Regions from separate parts of the Homo sapiens genome. Here region 1 is linked to region 2. A link is an interaction called in ENCODE POLR2A ChIA-PET data of the cell type or tissue named here. Cell type or tissue: CD4-positive, alpha-beta T cell. All regions are shown on one strand. Each heading gives the region's core, and the rest is flanking DNA. Links, peaks and the distances in the headings are about the cores only. Region 1 has its middle 62 kb from the start of INAVA. Region 2 has its middle 11 kb from the start of GPR25.

Evidence for each region. Peaks named below come from ENCODE experiments on the same cell type or tissue, not always from the same donor. Only the 100,000 strongest peaks of a DNase experiment are listed, where the experiment ranks them.
Region 1: POLR2A ChIA-PET joins it to region 2 with 9 read pairs; 2 of 35 experiments call an interaction of 5 or more read pairs at or near these places.

Annotation. Positions count from the first base shown.
Region 1 is chr1:200,955,378-200,958,291 of GRCh38, reverse strand. It overlaps the pseudogene MROH3P. Among named protein-coding and RNA genes, the nearest start is that of INAVA, 62 kb to the right of the region's middle. In CD4-positive, alpha-beta T cell, for the core only: no CTCF peak of the experiment used is centred there; no DNase peak of the experiment used is centred there.
Region 2 is chr1:200,860,910-200,863,823 of GRCh38, reverse strand. It overlaps the pseudogene RPL34P6. Among named protein-coding and RNA genes, the nearest start is that of GPR25, 11 kb to the left of the region's middle. In CD4-positive, alpha-beta T cell, for the core only: no CTCF peak of the experiment used is centred there; DNase peaks (open chromatin) are centred at 913 and 1,403; H3K4me3 peaks cover 470 bases; H3K27ac peaks cover 1,310 bases.

The sequences.
Region 1 (2,914 bases), core at 269-2,768, 94 kb before region 2:
GCTGGGATTACAGGTGTGAGCCACCACACGCGGCCAACTCCCTTATTTTACAGATGCCTAAAGAAAGAAAATGACCCCAGAGAGGCCTTCACCTCCTCAAAGAAGGGCACCAGCGTGAAGGTGAGCTGGGTCAGGAAGGAGGAGGAGTGCTGCCAGGTGAGGTGGCTCAGGAGATTCTTCAGCACCAGCAAAGTCTCCAGTACGATGTCGCTGTTCGAGGAGTAGCAGCAGTTCAGCACATAGGGCTGGAGGATTCGGAGCCGCCTCACCTGCGGGAGACAGTGGCTCAGGGAATGGGGAGCTGGGGAAATAACTCCTGCCAAGCCAAGGAATTCTCATTTCAAGTCAATTCAGCCCCACAATTGAGAGCCACACTCTACTGCTTTTTCATTCCAGAGCTGGGACTGGCCCAGCATCTGGGTGGCCATCGGAGTGAGCTGCCCAGGAGGGCATTTGGGGAGGTACCTTGTGTCCATCATGAGGGAAGGGGAGAAAACAGAGGAGGCCCCCTCCTCCCACTACACTGTAAGTTTCCATCGCCACTGCGCTTCTCATCCCTGATGATGACAGCAATCTCCAAGGGACCTGGATGACGTGTGAGATCCTGGGGTTAGCTTGGTCTATTCTCTGAAATGACCCATGAAAAAACTTCCTCAGGAGACCTTTCCTGGGAGGGAGAAATCATGAATGGCTCAAGCCCCAACTCCTGTCTGTGCTGTACTGGCCTCATGAGGATTTGCTCTCTTTGATCCCAAGAGTGTGTCCCACCCTATCTATAACTGGACACACCAGATGTTCCTTCTCCTGGTTACATCTCCTGAGCGCACACCCTTAGCCCCTGCCCCATTTTACCATGTTTTCATGCTTCGCAAAGACCTCTAGCATCTGCAGCAATGGCTTCACTGTGGCTGGCTCCTCACTCTTGAACCAGTTTGCCAGAATGCAGGTGGTGAAGTCATCCACTAAGGCTGCCACATCTGGGCACTGAAGCAGCTGGGGAAGGGAGACCAAGAAAGACAGGTGGGCAAGGAGAAAAAAAAATCCTCAATGACTTTGGACTAGGTTCCTACTCACTAGTAGGGAAATGTTCTTAAGGGTTTAGAATTGGTAGAGAGGCCAAAGCTTTAAGGATGAATTTGCACCTGTCATCCCAGAAGTCATTTATTCATTCTCCAAGTTTTCCTTAAGCATTTTCTTTTTTTGAGATGGAGTCTTGCTCTGTCGCCCAGGCCGGAGTGCAGTGGTATGATCTCGGCTCACTGCAACCTCCACCTCCCGGGTTCAAGCAATTCTCTTGCCTCAGCCTCCTGAGTAGCTGGGACTACAGGCATGTGCCACCATGCCCACCTAATTTTTGTATTTTTTAGTTGAGATGGGGTTTCAGAATGTTGACCAGTCTGATCTTGAACTCCTGACCTCAGGTGATCCACCCGCCTTAGCCTCCCAAAGTGCTGGGATTACAGGCATGAGCCACCACAAACCTGGCCCCTTAAGCATTTTTTTTTTTTCCAGATGGAGTCTCACTCTGTCGCCCAGGCTGGAGTGCAGTGGCACGATCTCGGCTCACTGCAACCTCCACCTCCCGGGTTCAAGCGATTCTCCTGCCTCAGCCTCCCGAGCAGCTGGGACCACAGGCATGTGTCACCATACCTGGCTAATTTTGTATTTTTTGTAGAGAGGGGGGTGTCACCATGTTGGCCAGGCTGGTCTCGAACTCCTGACCTCAGGTGATTCACCCGCCTAACCTCCCAAAGTGCTGGGATTACAGGTGTGAGCCACCACGTCCAGCCGCATTAAGCATTTTTGATAAGGGAAACTGCAGGAGATAAAAGTAAGAAATGCACTCTGCCCTCAAAGATCCTAGCAATTCAGCTGGAGAGTCAAGACTTAGGTACATGAACGACCTAGTGAACATTTCAAGGCAATAACAATACTACACAAATTAAAAGCAAGTAAAAAATTATTATAAACAGGTGTTGATTCATCTAGGAAAAGATTGTGAAAGAGGTAGAACTTGGCCAGGTGTGGTGGCTCATGCCTGTAATCCCAGCACTTTGGGAGGCCGAGGTGGGCGGATCACCTGAGGTCAGGAGTTCGAGACCAGCATGGCCAATATGGTGAAAGCCCGTCTCTACTAAAAATAAAAAAATTAGCTGGGCATGGTGGCAGGCACCTGTAATCCCAACTACTCGGGAGGTTGAGGCAGGAGAATCGCTTGAACCCGGGAGGCGGAGGTTGCAGTGAGCCAAGATCATGCCATTGTACTCCAACCTGGGGGACAAGAGCGAAACTTTGTCTCCAAAAAAAATTTAAAAAAAAAAAAAAAGAAAGGTAAAACTTGAGCTGAACTTGAATAAAGAGAACTTCAATGAGCAGATGGGAGGGGAACGTAAACATGTGTGTGTTTAACGGGAAAAGGTGGGTATAGCAAAACAAGGGCGAAATGTAGGGATAAGCTAAGCGTAATGTAGTTGAGGGAAGGGCAACTGGGTGCTGGCCCGACTCCAGAGGAGGATCCCATTGGCAAGAAATGTTGGGCGTGGGAAATGTGTTGGGTTGACAGAAGGTCCTAGGAGGAGAGAGATCAGCATGTTATCTTTTGGAGTTGCTCTAGTCAACTGTGGCGGCTCACACCTGTAATCCCAACTACTCTGGAGGTTGAGGCAGGACAATCACTTAAAGCCAGGAGTTGGGGACCAGCCTGGGCAACATAGCGAGACTCCCTGTCTCTAAAAAAAAGTTAAAATAATTGCTTCAAGCACAGGTAATAAGGGTCTGGACTAGGCCAGGGTAGTGGGAATGGAGAAAGGATGACCCTGAAGAACACTGCAAAGCACGTATTAGTCAGATTTACTGACGTGCTGAAAAAGCAAAAGAGAAAAGTCAAAGACAGTCCCCTAGAATAGTAACTTTT
Region 2 (2,914 bases), core at 209-2,708:
TCAAATGCTGGACCATTCTGAGTGCCTGTAGACAAGTTCCCCAGGAAGAGCAGTCTTAAGTTCTTTATAGAGTTAGTTTTAGTAGAGTTAGTACCCTATAAAGTACATGAATTCTCTTGATGGACAAGAGGCTCTTACTGTTGACAAGACAAGGGCGCATCTGTCCTTTACTTTCGGTTCCATACCTCTAATACAGCACACGGTATATCCGTTGTTTGTAAAGGTCTAATGGCATCCACTTCAAGAGTTCCTTGATGGAAGAGAACTTACCTTTGTGACCTACCTAGCCCCTTTCATCTAATAACTGTTTCCTAGATAATTCTGATTAACCTATTATCAGAATTTGTTTTCACCACTTTTGCAGTTTTTCCATTCTCTCATCTTTATGAATCTAGATATTAAACAGCAGGTGAGCGTAACAGGCTGATTTTAGCTGTTGTGTTGATGATGGTTAACAGTCTTGGGCAAGAGAACAAAATCCACTTTAACCACAAGTTCTGAGTTTTCTACCAATGGTGAATACGTTATTAACTAGTAACAGCTGTGAGCCTTATTCTTATTCCACAACATGTACAACGCAGTGGGAAACTGTACCATATGGCACAGTAAGGGGATTTGAAACCAGAAGGCTTAGGTGCCACTTGTAATGCTGTCACTTACTAGCTTTGAGTCCCTGGGACAGCTACTAACCTTTTAAAGCCTCATCTTCCTCATCTGTAGAATGGAGACGTAAATGCTCACCTCCTCCCAGGCAGCAGTAAGTTAAAAGAGAAAGCAAAGCAAAGAATCTTTTAAATTATAAAGCAATTTTTTTTTTTTTTGAGACTGAGTCTCACTCTGTCACCCAGGTTGAAGTGCAGCAGCGCGATCTCGGGTTGAGAGCCACATTTCCTTTTCTATATAAACACACAAACCCTGAAGTATGAATAATAGGGTCGGCCAGGAATCACAGCAGCTGAATGTAACTGTGAAGTAGAGGTGCTGTAGACGATACTTGCCACCTGTGTTGGATGCCTCTAACACCTACTGAAGGCTGAATCACAGGTTCAATCACCTAAAACAACAGGTTGGGGTTAAGAAGAATCAAATGCATTAGTAGCCTAAGGTACCATGGTGGCTTTGCTTAATGTGTCCCCAAAAAAAAAAAAAAAAAAAAACCTTAGTGGGTCTTAAAACATTTCTTAATTTGCTTTTCACCTCTTTGATGGAAAATAATTGCCCCCTATTTTCCTGACATAAATAAGCCACTGTAGATGGAATAAAGTTATCTGATTTTAGCTGTTGTTGTGACACATATCACCACAGTGATTTAAACACATGTACAAAACTAATCTGTGTTGTCTAAGCATGTGGCCTTGAGTTGCTAGAAGACCTACATGCCCACAGGGGCAAAAAGGAAGTGACTGAAACTAGATTCTAGATCTCCTTATTTGAAGAGCAACTCTGACATACCAATCTGTGTACTTCCCCCACCCCCATCAAATTAGGCAAAATCATTAATATCTCATTTGTTTCTTTTGAGAAGATACCTATTTCTTAAGCATCTATATACTTCTAAGGGACGACAGAATTTCACACTCATTTTATAGATGTGTTTCTCCAATAGCCAATTCCTAGGTCATAACATTACAGCTACATTTCCTTTGCTGAATTTTATTATCATCTTTCTGTGTAGACAGATCATGAAATAAAGGTGTTTGTTCCTATTCACTACAGAATATTTTCCTCTGCCCTAGTTAAGAAGTATCAATTTCAGTCATAAGGCAACACATTCTTATTGTGTGGGGGCTCTAGGGTTTGTGTACACTTTTTTTTTTTTTTTTTTTTTTTTTGAGACACAGCCTCACTCTGTCACCCAGGCTGGACTGCAGAGGTGCGATCTTGGCTCACAGCAACCTCCGCCTCCTGGGTTCAAGCAATTTTTCTGCCTCATGTTCCTGAGTACCTGGGATTACAGGCGTATGCCACCATGCCTGGCTAATTTTTATTTTTTAGTAGAGACAGGGTTTCGCCGTGTTGGCCAGGCTGGTCTCAAAACTCCTGACCTCAAGTGATCTGCCTGCCTTGGCCTCCCGAAGTGCTGGGATTATAGGCATGAGCCACCACCATACCTGGCATTGTGTACATTTTTCTAATGTTGCCTGGGTCTTAGGGTTTTTTTTTTTTTTTTTTTTGAGACGGAGTCTCGCTCTGTCGCCCAGGCTGGAGTGCAGTGGTGCAATCTCGGCTCACTGCAAGCTCTGCCTCCCGGGTTCATGCCATTCTCCTGTCTCAGCCTCCCAAGTAGCTGTGACTACAGGTGCCCGCTACCAGGCCTGGCTAATTTTTTTTGTATTTTTAGTAGAGACGGGGTTTCACCATGTTAGCCAGGATGGTCTCGATCCCCTGACCTCGTGATCCGCCCACTTCGGCCTCCCAAAGTGCTGGGATTACAGGCGTGAGCCACCGCGCCCGGCCGGGTTAAATATTTTTATTTCTGAAAATTAAAGTACTGGAAATATTGTGGAAATATAGCTGTGCTCTGAAGTTACAGAACCTATCAAAAAGGTCCCAAGCTAGAAAACCACATTTATGTCTACTAACCAGATATTTCTTCAGGTATATAATTAGGCATGACGATTATTTTATAGTTTTGTTATCAGATCTCTTTTTTCTTAAAAAACACCTTTTTCTTTACTCTGTTCTGAGTAAGTAGAATCAGCAAAATCAAAGTGAAACTTACAAAATAATGGTCAAGAACTAGCTTCTCATGGCTACTCCAGATCAGTGAGTTCACTGGCCATTCAGTTTCAAAGACATAGAGCACTAGTTCTGGTACAATATAACTATCAATTCACCAAAAGATAGTGAATTAGTATGAGCAAGATTAACATAAGATAAGCACATTTATAAATCATACTATGTAGACCGTCTG